Regions from separate parts of the Homo sapiens genome. Here region 1 is linked to region 2. The links are chromatin loops, found by intact Hi-C in ENCODE. Cell type or tissue: MCF 10A. All regions are shown on one strand. Region 1 overlaps LINC00587 (long intergenic non-protein coding RNA 587). Region 2 has its middle 120 kb from the start of OR13F1.

The links. A loop is a pair of places that touch in the nucleus more often than their neighbours do. Peaks named below come from ENCODE experiments on the same cell type or tissue, not always from the same donor. Only the 100,000 strongest peaks of a DNase experiment are listed, where the experiment ranks them.
Region 1: a loop joins it to region 2, with 6 times the contacts of the local background. A loop is called at or near these places in 4 of 110 quality-filtered maps.

What each region holds. Positions count from the first base shown.
Region 1 is chr9:102,627,141-102,635,140 of GRCh38, reverse strand. The region is part of intron 3 of LINC00587 (long intergenic non-protein coding RNA 587); the gene reads right to left. Among named protein-coding and RNA genes, the nearest start is that of LINC00587, 110 kb to the right of the region's middle. In MCF 10A, a CTCF peak has its summit at 3,383 (motif pointing left); no DNase peak of the experiment used is centred here.
Region 2 is chr9:104,382,483-104,390,482 of GRCh38, reverse strand. No RefSeq gene overlaps it. Among named protein-coding and RNA genes, the nearest start is that of OR13F1, 120 kb to the left of the region's middle. In MCF 10A, a CTCF peak has its summit at 3,817 (motif pointing right); no DNase peak of the experiment used is centred here.

The DNA.
Region 1 (8,000 bases), 1.8 Mb after region 2:
TTAAAAAACTAAAAACCATCCTAACAAGTGTGAGGTGATATCATTTGATCTGCATTTTCCTTATGACTAATGCTGTTGAGTACATTTTTATAAACCTATTGACCATTTGCATTCCTTATCAGATATACAGTTTGTAAATATGTTCTATCAACCCATAGTTTGCTTTTTCACTCTGTTGATTGTGTCCTTTGATGTGGAGGAGCTTTTGAATTTGACAGAGTCCCATTTTACTTTTTCTTTTGTTTCTTACTGCTTTTAGTGTCATATCTATGAAATCATCGCTGAGTTCAATGTCATGATGATTTCTCCCTGTTTTTTTCTACGATTTTTACATTTTCAGGTCTTCGGTTTAAGTCTGTAATTATCTAAGTTGATTTTGTGTATGGCATAAGATAGGGGTTCAATTTCTTTTCTTTGAGTGTGAATATTCAGTTTTCCAGACATCATTTGCCAGAATAATTTTCTTGTCTTTATTGTATATTCTTGTTTTTTGCTGAAGTTTAGTTGACTGTATGTGTGTGCGTTATTTCTATTTCAATTATAGCTGGGTTTAATTTCTGGGTTATTTCTATTTCAATTATAGCTATTTCTATATCAATTATATGTCAATTATACCTCAATATAGCTAAAAACTGTTACTTGGCTAATACATCTTCTCTCATTTCATGGTAGATTTGTTTGTCTTTAGTAAATGCACAGATTATGAGCAGAAATATATGATTAACATACCTCAGAGTTTTCAGAGAGAGAGAGAGAGAGAGAGTGGCAGACAGACAGGCAGAGAGGAAGAGAGAGAGCAGGTCATGCATGTGTGAGTTAGAAAATTGGTCATATACCCAAAAGTAGTACAATTATAAACAGACCAATATAAAATATTAATGGAGGCCGGGCATGGTGGCTCATGCACGTAATCCCAGCACTTTGGGAGGCCAAGGCAGTCTCATCACTTGGGGTCATGAGTTTGAGACCAGCCTGGCCAAAATGGTGAAACCCCATCTTTACTAAAAATACAAAAATTACCCAGCCGTGGTGGTGTGCACCTGTAATCCCAGCTACTCAGGAGGCTGAGTCATGAGAATTGCTTGAACCCAAGAAGCAGAGGTTGCAGTGAGCTGAGATCATGCCACTGCACTCCAGCCTGGGTGATAGAGTGAGACTCTGCCTCAAAAATAAATAAATTAAAATAAATTAAAAAATAAAATTTTAATGACCTTTCTATTGTTAATAATTTTTTTTTCATTTACACACAGCTGTGTTATTAACATCAGACTTAACAACAATCATGAATCAAAAAGGCACAACATGCACAAAATCACTGCTTGGCTGTGGTAAAGATCTTGAAGATACACATCCCATTCTCCATTATAGCAAGTACTTTGTATACCTGTATATATACATACACTTAGTTATCTGAGCTCTGCTTGGCAAGAAAATTATACCATACTGAAGATAGAGGTACAACAATCCTCAAGAAAAATAAATATATAATTTAATAATCCATAAAATATAACTGGATAATTTTTATTTTATGCTACCAATTGACATCATCCCATAGGCTGTAAAATCAGATCTCCAGATATTTGTCACCAATTGAATGGACATGCACAAATCAGAAACAGGTACAGAACCAGAACTAGACTTTGCTAAGAAAACTAGACTCATTCTGGAAAAAGAATTAGAAAACGTTAGAACGCTTTGAGTCAAAAACTAATGACCACATGGGACTGTTTTGTATCTTGGCTGTATCAATGTCAGTATACTCACTGTGATATACACTACAGTTTTGAAAAAGGTTATCTTTGAGAGAAACTGAATAAAGGGAACATGGGCTCTTTGTATTATATCTTACAACTATAAATGAATCTACAATGATCTCAGAATAAAACTTTAACTTAAAAGGTAAACAATCAACAATCAGCCACAAAGGCAGAGATAGTAAAACTGTCCTACTACTGTGTGTGTCAGAAAAAGGATCCATCCTGTAAACAGCTTCCAAGGTGTTCTTCTTGGTTATCACAATTTATTCAGCTCTTGTTAGCCAGTCCCTCTCACCATGTCATGGTAGAAACTATGGCTGTGAAAGGAATAGACAGTAGGAAAAAAAAAAAAAAAGCACAACAAAAATGTTGGGTTCTGTCTTCCACTTAGTATGTAGAAAGCTGGAAAGAACACTGAATCCACTCTTAAAAGCAAAAATAATGCCAGATAATCTGCAAGTTTGTTATTTTTCTAAGGTCACAGATTAACAACCTAAAATCTAAGTGAAGACTGGCGTTTCCAATGAGACAAGGGAGATGAGAACTTGATTACTTGTGTCTAACTCCAGCAGGTATCAGTAAAAGAAATTCCATTAAAAATTTTAACATATTGCTAAAGACTGAATGAAAACTAGTGAGAAAAATAGAAACTGATGGTCACATAAACAAGGGAAATTTACATCTATTCATAGACTCTTTTTCATATACCAAAACAAGTGCTGACAAATAAGATTGACAAGATTCTTAAGAAGGCCTCCCTTGTCATGTAGAACTTGGAAAAGAGAAATAACAGCTGCTATAGGATAGGTATGAAACTCTGTCTGGGTTCTTTCTCCTTATCTCATTTATTTCCAAAAACTTTGAGCTGCTTAAAGAAGACCACCAAAAATTACTCTTGTGAAAACCTATTGCGGCTTAGGGAAGAGAATAGCCAAAAAAATAAAAATAAAAGACCTTATCCAGGGACTAGGGTACATCTGTTCTGTAGGTGCTCCTGCCCACCAGCCCCTCCCAGGTCCCCTGTCTGGCCATCCTGCAGGAGCATTTGCACAGAGCAGCCCCTGCTACTCAGCCTGGGTGTTTTGCTTCACCTGATTATGTTCCCAGTGGCCTGGGAGTACTTCAGATCCCCCATTGCATCCAGAATTTGACTTGGAGGGTCCAGAGGATGAAGCCACCAGTCAATCGTGGAGGCCCAGAACTGCTAAGCTCAGGAGTACCAAGCTGGTATCTGTGGCTGGCACTTGAGCAGGAAAGGACCCCACACTCTCACAGCACTGAGAGGTGTCAGATGCATAGGTTCCTAAGTTGGAGTGGAAGCTGGGCATGCCTCTCCTCACAAGTCCAGCCAGGAAAGGGTGTGGCCTATTTCCCTGACTTGACCTCTGCCCAGGGAGCCCCATTGCCCAGATACCTAACAATGAAAAAAAAAAATACAGGTGCACTGCCAGTGATGGGAGGGGAATCCCCCCAGGCCCAGGAGCAGACTAGGTGAGGGGGTCATCTTGCTTTCCACAGCATAGCAGAGCATGGATGCAAATGAATCCATGGATAAGGATGGATGAGGAAATAGAGAAGCTGACAGATAAGAGCCTACCAACCACCCATTACTCTTAAGTGCCATCTACTGGATTACAGCCCAAACTACAACACCAAAAATATTTTGCTAATATATCTCCCTGTGAAACCAAAGGCAAGAATTCAACCACTAATAAAGACCCTGTATAGAGCTTTGTCCCTCTGAAAACATCCAGAAATAAAGCTAATTGACTATACTCAACTTATACCATAGTTAGAAAAAACCATCCCCTTCCAGATTAGAAAGAATCAGCGCAAGAACTCTGACAATTAAAAAAAAAAAAAAAAAAAAAAAAAAAACCAGAATGTTCCCTTACCTTCAAATGGATCCATTAACTCCTCAGCAATTGTTCTTAACTAGTCTGAAATGACTAAAATGACAGACATGGAATTCAGAATCGAGATGACAAAGAAGCTTATTGAGATTAAGAAGAAAGTTGAAAGACAATAGAAGGAATCCAAGGAATACAGTAAAACAATCCAATAACTGAAATGCAATATAACCATGTTAAAGAAGCAAGCCAAATTTTTAGAGTTGAAAAATTAACTACAAAAATTTCATAATGTAATCAAAAGTATTAAGAACAGAATAGAACAAGGTGAGAAAGGAATATCAGAGCTCAAAGCTCAGTTCTTTGAATCAATTCAGTCAGACAAAATAAAAATATTTAAAAATGAACGAAACTTTCCTGAAATATGAGATTATGTAAAGAGACCAAACCTATGACACATGGTATTCCTGAGAGAGAAGGAGAAATAATAAGCAACTTGGAAAATATTTTTAAAGAGATAGTTAACAAAATACTCCCTAATTTCACTGAAGAGTTTGACATGTTAATTCAAGAAATACTGAGAACCCTGGCTAGATACTGTAAAAGATGAGCAACCCCAAGGTACATAGTCATCAGATTCACTAAGGTCAATGCAAAAGATAAAAGCTTAAAATCGGCTAAAGAGAAAGATCAGGTCATATAAAGAGGGACCCTCCATCAGGCTGGCAGCAGACCTCTCAGCAGAAACCTTACAATCCAGAAGAGATTAGGTGCCTATTTTCAGCATCTTTAAAGAAAAGAAATTCCAAACCAAGAATTTCATATCAGCCAAACTAAGCTTGATAATTTAAAGAGAAATAAAATGCTTCTTAGATAGGCAAATGCTGAAGGAGTTCCTTTCAACTAGATCAGTCTTACAAGATGACCTTAAGGGAGTGCTAAATATCAAATTAAAATAATGACACCTGCTACCCCAAAAACACACTTAAGCACATAGCCCACAGGCAGTATAATGCTAATACACAACCAAGTCTACATAACAACCAACTAAAAATGCAATAACATGATGAAAATCTCACACATCCATACTAATCCTGAATGCAAATGGACTAAATGCCCCCACTTAAAATACATAGAGTGGCAAACTGTAAAAAAAAAAAAAACAAGATTCAACCATCTGCTGTCTTCAAGAGACCCATCTCACATGTAACAACACCCACAGACTCAAAGTAAAGGGTTGGAGAAAGATCTATCATGCAAACAGAAAATTAAAAAGAACAGGAATCATTCTTATATCAGAGAGAATAGATTTTAAAATGATAAAAAATTAGGACAAAAAGCCATTATATAATGTTAAAGGGTATGATCCAAAAAGAGGACTTAACTATCCTAAATATATATACTCAACATTAGAGCCCCAGATCCATAAAACAAGTTGTTCTTGCCCTCTGTGAAGACTTAGCAGCCACACAATACTAGTGGAGACTTACAACAGCCCACTAACCATGTTAAACAGATCATTGAGGCAGAAAATTAAGAAACTCTGGACTTAAACGCAACACTAGATGAATTCGACCTAATAGACATCATCACAACAATCCACTGAAAAATCACAAAGTATACATTTTTCTCATCTGCACACATTTTAGATTGGTATTTTAAGATAGGTATTTTAAGATTGACCACATATTTGATCATAAAGCAAGTCTCAATAAATACAAAAAATTTTAAATCATAGCAAGTACACTCTAGGACCATAGTACAGTAAAAATAGTAATCATTAGGACATCTCTCAAAACTGCACAAATATACAGAATTTAAATGATCTGATCCTGAATAATTCCTAGGGAACTTCAAAATTAAGAAAGAAATCAAGAATTTTTTAATTAATGAGAACAAAGATACAACATATTGGAATCTCTGGGACACTGCTAAACCATGTTAAGAGGAAAGTTTATAATGCTAAATGCTCATATCAAAAACTTACAAAGATCTCACAATAACCTAATATCACACTTAAAGTATCTAGAAAACAAAAAGCAAACCAACCCCAAAGCTAGCAGGAGAAAAACAACTAAAATTAGAGATGAAATGAAAAAATTGAGATGCAAACAACCATACAAAAGATTGATTAAACCAAGAGTTGTTCCTTCAAAAAAAAAATGATAGCTAGATTATCAAAAACAGAAGAGATCCAAATAGTGCAATGTTAAATGACAAAGATGACATTACAACTCATACCAGAAAACTACAACAGATCTTCAGAGAATACTGCAAACAACTCTATGCACATAAATTGTAAAATTTAGAGGAAATGAGTAAATTCCTGGAAAAAATACCATCTCCCAAGATTGCATCAGGAAGAGATTGAAACCCTTAATAGACCAATATTGAGTTCTGAAATTGAATTAATAATAAACAACCTACCAATCGAACAAACAAAAATCCATTAAACAGATGGATTTAGAGCCAAATTGTATCAGGCTTACAAGAACTGATACCAATCCTATTGAAACTATTCCAAAAAATCAAGGAGGAGGGGCTTCTCCCTAAGTCAATATATGAAGCCAGCCTCAACCTGATACCAATATCTGGCAGAGACACAACAAAAAAAGGAAACCTTAGGCCCATGTCCCTGATGTACCTAAACACAAAAATCCTCAGTAAAATACTAGCAAAATGAATCCAGCAGCAGACCAGAAAGTTAAAACACCACGTTCAAGTAAACTTTATTCCTTGTTCAACATATGTAAATCAATAAATGTAATTCACCACATATACAAATCAAAAGCAAAAATGATATAGTCATCTCAATAGATGTAGAAATAAGTTTTGATAAAATCCAGTATACCTTCACGATAAAAATCCTCAATCGACTAGGCATCCAAGGAACATACCTCAAAAAAATAAGTCATCTATGACACATCCACAGTCAAAATCATTTTGAATAGCTAAAAGCTGGAAACATTCCCCTTGAGAACTGGAACAAGATAAGGATGATCATTCTTACCACCCCAATCAACATAATACTCAATATTCTAGTTAGCGCAATCAGGCAAGTGAAAGAAACAAAAGGCATCCAAATAGGAAAAAAAGAACTCAAATTATCTTTCTTCACTGATAGTATGATTCTATAGCCAGAATACCCTAAAGACTCTGCCAAAAGGTTACTAGCATCGATAAATAACTTTATAAAATTTCAGGCTACAAAATCGATGTATGAAAATCAGTAGCATTTTTATACACTAGTAACATTCATGGGAGAACCAAATCAAGAACACAATCTCATTTACAATATCCACAAAGAAAAGACCTGGGAATGTATCTCACCAAGGAGATAAAAGATTTCCACGAGGAGATCTACAAAACAATGGTGAAAGAAATCAGAGTCAACACACACAAAACATGGAAAAACATTTCATGCTCATGGATTATAAGAATCTATATTATTTAAATGATCATATTGCCCAAAGTAATTTATTGATTCAATGCTGTTCCTATCACTCTACCAATGTTATTCACAGGATTAGCAAAACTATTCTAACATATAAAAACAAAAAAGAGCCCAAATAGCCAAAGCAATCCAAAGCAAAAGAACAAAGACAGAGGCATCACACTACCTGAATTCAAACTATACCATAAGGCTAAAATAACCAAAACAGCATGGTCCCAGTACAAAAACAAACACATAGACCAATGGAACAGAAGAGAAAACTCAGAAATAAGCCATCTGATCTTCAAGGCAAACTAAAACAAGCAATGGGGAAAGGACTTCCTATTCAAGAAATGGTTCTGGGATAACTGGATACCTATATTCAGAAGAATGAAACTGCTTATCTTTCATTATAGTCAAAAAATTAATTCAGGGTGAATTAAAGTTTTAAATTTAAGATCTAAACTCTAAAAATCCTAGAAGAAAACCAAAAAATACCCTTCTCAACATTGGTCTTGGCATAGAATTTTTGGCTAAGTCCCCAAATGCATTTGCGACAAAAACAAAAATCAACAAGTGGGACCTAATTAAACTAAAGAGCTTCTGCACAGCAAAAGAAACTATCAAAAGAGTAAACAGACAACCTACATAATGAGAAAAAATACTCACAAACTATGCTTCTGACAAAGGTCTAATATCCGGAATCTATAAAAAACAAATACCAAGTAAAAAACATGAATAGATGTTTATCAAAAGAAGACATAAGAAGCAACAAACATATATGAAAAAATCTTCAATATCATTATCAGAGAAATACGAATTAAAGCCACAATGGGATACCATCTCACACCAGTCAGCATAGCTATTATTAAAAAGTCAAAAAAGAACAGATTTGGTGAAACTTCAGATAAAAGTGAACACTTATACACTGTTGGTGGGAATGTAAATTAGTTCAGCCAC
Region 2 (8,000 bases):
ACCCTGGGGCTGGAATGCAGGCTGAGATTCAGATGGCAGAGCCTGGTACAAAAGCTCCAGAGCCACAGGACTTTGAAGTTCGGTGTAGGATAAATTTACCAGCTCTTCTCGAATGTTCTAAGGGCAGGAGAAGCCTATGTGAACATACAGTTTTACAGGAGCCTTCATCATCATCTTTGAATGAGGGCAGGGGCACAAAGAGGGTTCTCAAAAATTAATTTTCTGAACAGCTATTATCTGGAAACTTGATGTTATATTTAATTGTATTTTAAAATAATATATTATATATATGTATGTATATTTGTGTGTGCATGGGGTGAAGTTGAATAGACGAAATGAACTTTCAAATTGTAAATACTTTCTGATAAACAGTAATGAGTACTTGGGGGCTCATAATACCGTTCTCTTTCTTTGTATGTGAGAATTTTTCATAAGAAAACATTTTTAAAAGACAATAAAGTAAGGTAACAATTCTTTACCTCTCTTATATAGACTAAGTTTCATGCTGGCCATGCTGGAAGGATCCCAAAAAGCACCACACAAAAGGAATAGCTAAGTAGTGACGCCTGCCATGGGCTTAGAGTAGACAAGTGGCAATATATGTGACTTGTATTTTCCATCCTTCAGCAAGATTCTCCAACTATTTTTGACATAAACAAAGTCATCAGAAATCAAAATATTACAATTCAGTCATCTTTACACAGAAATAGAACAAATATATCACACTTTTGTGGGGATAGATTAATAATTTGAAGCAATAGCCATATCTTTTATTAGAAATAAAGTTATTGCCCAATATTTGATTCTACAGCCCTTTTGCAAAAACCTAAGTGAAACATTTCTGCTTGCTTTGATTCCTGGAAAGTATCTACGAGGAATAGAGATGGGATTTAACTAGAATCCCTGATCCACTAACGCTGCTAGATGCAGTTAATCCTGCTAGCTTTGGTCCACAAGACTGGAAGAAGATAAAATAAAACGTGGCTTGGATCCTCCCCAGTGTGCGGGGGCTGGACTTCATTTCCAAACTCAGAAAAAAGCCTTGGAATCCAACATTTGCCTCCACCAGCAGTCCTGATGCCCTAAGCCTTCTCCCCATCTCCTACTGGCTCTCTGGGATGGCACTATCAGATGTGCAGGGCTCCAGGGTGCTCAGATTCTTGCTCTTTCCAGAGCCCAAGGGCTGTCAGCTTTACCGATGCTCCTGAGTTGCCAGGCTCTAATTCTGCCATAGGACCTGCAGCTTGAGCAGGCCCAAAAGCCTAAGCCTACAAGGCTCCTTCTTCACGATGAGGTGTGTAACACTAAGATACCCTGAATGAAGGAAAGTCTGGCTGAGGGAATCTAAAACAGCACCCCAGAGAGGCCTGGAGCAGCCTCAGAGGACGCCTGCTCTCTAAGTGGAGGCTGCTTCCCAGAGGAGGCTGTGCTCCCTTGAGCCAGTCTCTGTGAGCTCCCAATGGAAGGTATAGAAGCTACTGGGAGCTAACGGAGATTTAAAATTAGCTTCTGTGGCGCACAAACTACCAGCCAACTATCCGCAGACACATCTAGGTCTTTGGGGGTACCCAACTATACTTACACAGAACTGGCCCCATAACCAACAGTTTCTACTTTGGAACTACCACCAATATGAAGGCTCCTGAGAGTTCTTGCTTTTCAGGGCAGAGGACAGAACATTAAAACCTGAAATGACACAAAGGCCTCCCAAAGATCTCCAAAGTGATGAAGGGAAGGAAATGTTAAAACTGCTATTTATGGCCGGGCGCAGTGGCTCATGCCAATCCCAGCACTTTGGGAGGCTGAGGCAGGTGGATTGCGAGGTCAGGAATTCAAGACTAGCCTGGCCAACATGGTGAAACCTCATCTCTATAAAAATACAAAAATTAGCCAGGTGCGGTGGCGGGTGCCTGTAATCCCAGTTACTTGGGAGGCTGAGGCGGGAGAATCGTTTGAACCTGGGAGGTGGAGGTTGCAGTGAGCTGAGATCAGGCCACTGCACTCTAGCCTGGGCGACAGAGCAAGACTCCGTCTCAAAAACAAAAACAAAAACAAAAAACCAGCTATTTATACTCACTTTTATAGAATAGCCTAAAAATTATGCTTTAGTAATATATATGATTGGCAGTGGCTTCCTCACTTGGGCCATGTGTCACTTAAGGTATAAGTTGTATCCTGAGGGAAGAATATAAATTCCACAACTCAAAGGGGTTGACAGCTGCACACTCACATGTCCGTTCATGCTCAGTGCATCATAGAGCAGTTCTCACAGGATTTATGAATTTTGTATCATAAAGAGTAAAATATTTATAATACTGGAATGTTATAATACTGACACAAGATGGCATCATATAAATCTATTTTATGTGTTGTTTTTATTTTTGTTTTGTTCAGCACAGATCTCCTGTTATCTTTTGGCAAAGAAATAAAAGAATAACATTTTTCTTACACTAAATGACAAGAGTTCCAAATTTCCTGACCTTTTCTGTAATGACAAGTAGCTGTCAATACACTACTGTCTAACAGAGATCTTCAGAAAAGATAAAGACACTTATTGTCTCCTTTCAAGGTAAAGGTGACATTCTGACAATGAGTGAGAAAGTAACTATTTGCTTTGGTTTTAATCCTGCAATGGGGAAAGAATGTTCAAAATGGATATTCGGAAACGTTTGCATCGTCGTTGTCGAAGATGATATGTCTCATTTCTTATAAACTTCTCATATCTTAGATTAAAATAAAATTGAGATAGAATTCTCTAACCTGTCTTAAGATCCTCTAAATAAAGAATTTCAGCAGATTTTAAGGCCATTCAGTGAAAATATTAAAATGAAATCCCTTCTGATTCATTCACCAGAAGTCTGATTCCGCAAGGTATACATATAACAAAACATCACATTGTATCCCCAATACATATATAGTTCTCATTTGTCAATCAAAAAGCAAGTAAAACTTCAATAAATATTTTTAAATTCTGATTTCGACATTAGGGAGGAGGGAATTTGTTAAATTTTAACAAGTGAACAAGAAATGTTGTCAGTGGGATTAAGAAATTAATATCATGATTCAGAAAGTGTAGATAGTGGTGTATCTCTTGGATCCATAGATCTCTTGAGAAGTATTTTGTAGCTATCACTGTCATCAAAGCCAAATATCAAAACACAATGAAGAGAATCAGACCTTCAATTCTGCATCATAAAGCATTAAACCAAGATTTCATTTAAATGATGGAACATAGTCCATCACATTACAATGTTAAAAATATTTATAATAAACTTAGTAAGATTTTGAATACGGATTTTTTACTTGATTAAAAATATAATTGAAGTGCTTCAATAATCTTAATTCATGTTTCTTATATTCTTTGTAGAAAGGTGTATTTTGGTAAATGATTTGTACTGTGCATAATACGTAGTGCTGTATTAACTTATGTATGTTTGTGTTTATATGTGTATCCATCTGTCTATTTAGAATTTTTTAAATATGCAGGGGTGCACTTGGATCACACATGAATTCCAGAACAACTGGGCATAGCTTTTGAACTGCAACTTGAAACAGGAGCTCTGAGAATGGCTCATTTCTGTGTCCCTAGTGTTAAGCACAAGGCCTGGCTAGGCTCAATAAATGTTTGATAAATGAATGAAAATTTCAACATGGCTAGAGGTTGGAATTGTTCTCATATAAAAATAAGCATCCATGAATTCTTTAAATGAGTTTTAATCCATATATACATGCAAAGAGCAGTGAAATAAAATCACAAAATATTTATGCCTTTGAAAAAAATTCTGTTCATGTGAAAAGGCACCTGATGTCTCTGTTATGAGCCACTAGATGGCAATAGCTCTACATTACTCTCCATTTCTCTCTTCCTAGGGATCCTTCTCTGTTGGTCTTGAAGGTGCCACCTGGAATGATTATCTCTGCAGATACTTGCCAAAAACAAGGCATATCTGCTTTAGGAACTCTGAGATTGATATTACTAACGAAAATGCATTTCTGTGCTTGTTTCTTGTTGCATAAGTCTAAGACTATTCCAAGTTATCCACCAATTTGATTACCTTGGAGCTGTAAATTACTACAGTGAAATCAATAAAGAATTTATTTTCAACCATAGAAGTCCATAAAGGTCTGCATATGGAAAGTTCAAGATAATTGCAGTGTTTTTATGGAGATTCCAATTTCTCTTCTCTTTCCTCCTTCTCCCTAACCTCGTAGCTTTGGAACATGAGCACAGCTACAAATACCAAGATGACAGAAGTGAGAGTTCTGCTCCTGCCTCTCTCTCTGGCTGTTTCTGTGTATTCACAAATAAACCACCAGACTGTGACTGAGAACTGTCCAGTTGCTCATTCATGGAACAGATCTACTAAGAGAACCTGCAAAATGCGTGAGATTTTTGGAAAGAAAATGACAGAATTAGAAATAGGGTAATGACAAGACAGCAGGGCAATTTTAGCTCCATTCTCTTTAGCTCAATACCTGGAGAAATGGTACTGTATAATTTAATTCAATGCTTTCCTGGGCTGTTTTGTTTGAACTTATTTATTAGCCATACCAGGGTAGTAGAAAGAAACTATGCAAAATCCCGGGGTTGCTGTGATTACAATCTAGTTGGGTCTAAAGCTCTCACAGATAAGACCTAGATTTCTTTGTTCTGTAGATGACTCAAACATTGAGGAAAGCAAGAGGTTACATTGAATTCTTAAAAAAAAATCTCTTCACATGATTTTTATCTTTCTGTTTCTCAAGTACTTTTGGCAAATATAGCTCCGATGGGTTCAGAAGTTTAATTTTACTTCAGCATCTTTATGCCATGACAACTGCCTCCTGTCCCCCTCCTCCAATTTTAAGATAATTCTAAGGGCAATATTGAGGGAGGAGGTGGGAGAGAGGGAGAGAGAGTGCATGAGTGCACACTAGAATGCAGATACCCTGAGTATTTCTTTTTTAAATTAAACAAATATTACAGATGGAGAAACAAAATGCCACATTTGTTTAAGGCTACATTTGGCTCTCTTATGATGGAAAATAGCCCAAGTGACTAATCTCCCTCATGTTTCCTGCATTTATTTAACTTAAATTCCATCTCAATCTTGTTCTAATTGATTTCTTCCAAAGAGAACTCTAAAGGATTATTTTGGGATTGAATCTTCTCTTGACTACCTACAACCAATTGTTGTTTCAAATTATTTTAAAAACTGGCCAAATCAATGTGATATCTCCAGAAAGGCATTTATTAATTCCAGAGGCTCATATAGACTGCCCAGCTATTGGGACTCACAGAACAGTATCCAGAGCTGGAGGGTAAAAATGTGGTAAGGGGTATTCTAGTATATCTCATTTCTTTTCTTTTCTTTTTTGTTTTTCTTTTTCAGGGAGAATAATCTTTTCAGGTACCTCCTAGCTTATTTTTCTCGCATCTTTTTGGCCACAACTAGGCTTTACACCTCCTCTGGACCAACCAGTGGGAAAAGTATATGGGGTTTCCTTACTCTCTTAGCCCAATCATGAGCCATTCTCCAGATCTGGGTATAATGTCACCTAAACACACCTGGAGATCTGTTGGCCAGGAAGAAACAGAAGGGTAATGAAAAAAGAGAATACAAGTTGAGCAGTCAAGGAACTCTGTCAGCTACAGTTAGCTTTGTATGTGTTTTGGAGTACACTTTAATACGGCCACATAGAATTCCATGGGAAAAGTAAAAGATAAGGTTGACAGTAAGCAGAATCTGGATTGAGGGCATCCTTGAATTAGTATGTTCTTAATAGGCAATGAAGATTTTGCAAATGGCTTTTATGTAATTAGTCTGGTGATCTTTCCTAAGTCTCACATCTACAACTTGAAAAGAAAAAACCAATGTGTGTCTCAATGTGCCCTGAGAAAACCAGGGTGTTTCCTATACCGTATGCTCAGAAGATACTGTTTAGAGCAATGAATGGGGGATGGCAAGAAGAGAGTAGCTCCTATTTAATGGATGAATGGATGGGGGAGGCTGAGTCTATTTGACACATTGGTTGGAGAGGGGAGGTGTCTGTAGCACTGTAATGGCAGTGATAGGTTCCTCTGTAGTTCTTGGCAATGCAGTACTTTGAAGTTCTGTTTAATTTCTGCCTAGTTGGGGAAGGAGGGAGATCATCAGGGGATGGACAAGGGTAAGAGAGCCTGCAGGTGTGGTTGGAGGGAGGCAGGCTTGTCTGCAGCCTAGAATATGAGAAGAGCCAGGTTTCTGCAGCTGGGGGAATGGCTGATAAATGGTTGTGGTGGGACACAACCTGTGGACAGTACAGAATAAAACTCTTTAGGAGAGAGGCCGGTGAATTTAGAGAACTAGCCAGCCAGGGGTGAGGGTTTTTGTAGCCCTAATGAAGGCAGAACTGGAATGGAAAGGTTCAAATGTATTAGAAATGGGGGAGGGTAGAGAGGGTCTCAAAAAGTAGATTGAGGAGGAGACAACATTTGCAGCATGGGATGGCCAAGGCCACAGCGTATTCAGCATCATGGAAGGGGCGTCTGTCTCTCTGCATCATTGTTAGGGATGAGATTGGTGCCTCCTCGGCACTGGATAGAAGAGAAATTCCTCTCTGAAGCATTGATTGGAGAGGTAGTCTGTCTCAGGCACTGGATAGGAGTTTGATATGTGTAGCCTTTTTTTTTGGAATTGTTCAGGCTGTTCAGCACATGTTGGGCTTGTTTGTGTCACTGTGAGGAGGTGTGTAGTGTCTCGTGTACTTGCAGAATTCATTTGGGGATTGTACTCTTATGGCTCCACCCTAAATTCTGGGGTTCATCAATGAATCCACTACAGTGCACAAAGTGAGGCCAGAATGTCCACAATACTGTGGGGAAGATTCCAGTGTGTCTGCCTCACTAAGATCTTTGAGAGACCCTAGACATGTGCCACTGACTAGAGAGGGTGTTAGAAGCCTTAGGTCTTAATCCTGGGTATCTTCAATATTGGAAACAAGTGTAGGGAATTTGAAGAACTGTTGGGCCAAGGATTCCAAGTGGCTACATCAACAACTGGGGACAGAGCTGATACTTCCGAAGCCCTGGAGGGTAAGGCACCTCTGTGTGTTGTTTGCAAAAAACTTCGGGTTAAGTATGACTGTATAAGTGGGGCATTCTACAAAGCGGAGGACAAATTGTATTCTATTTATTGTATTTGGTCTGTGTGACTTTACTGAATTGTTTATTACCAAATTTGCATCACCACCCTGTTCACATATCTCCTCTTCTAATGACAGTAGAGGACAAAGCAAATTCTAATTTCTAGAATGCTCTTCCCCATTTGGTTCAAATTAAAATGTGCCAATGAAAACCACTCACATGTGTTTTGGAAAGTGGATGAGAGGAAGCCACTATTTCCTGGAAATAGTCACAGGCTGACACCTGAATAGACATGAGGTTCACAGCAGTTCCCTAGAGAGTAATAGGAACCATCCAATTTAGCAAATCAAGCTGAGACTGTTGGTGATAGCTTCTTTGACCTTAGCGCTCCTAGCTCTTTCAGTGGTAGCATAAGTGCCTAATTTTCTATTTTAAACTCCTTCATATGTGGACAACACAGGGTGGATCCTGTTTTCCTAATTTGAATCTGGGCTGATATTATGACGCCGACACTCCCTGTGCTATTGAATCGGACACAATAGAGGACAGGAAACACAAATTAGGCTCCAGCCATTTCCGTAGACAACTGGCCCGGTTGTATTAATTTAAAGTTGAATTAATGAATTCTTTTGTGACACTATACATTTTAAAATATTTTTTTGGTTATGTTGGTTCTATTTCTGTCAGCAATTGTCCATTGAGACTCTAATGCCAATTTATGATTATGGTAGAAACAAGAAGTGAGATTTTCACTCTGTGTTTAGTGCTGCCATTCTTTGTGAAACAAACTGAGATTATGACAGTGTATAATGAAGCAACAAAGTGATAAACAAGAGTGCAAGTATCAGGGGTCCAGAAACAAGAGAAAGTAGTCAGGACCAGAGTTGTTAGAAAA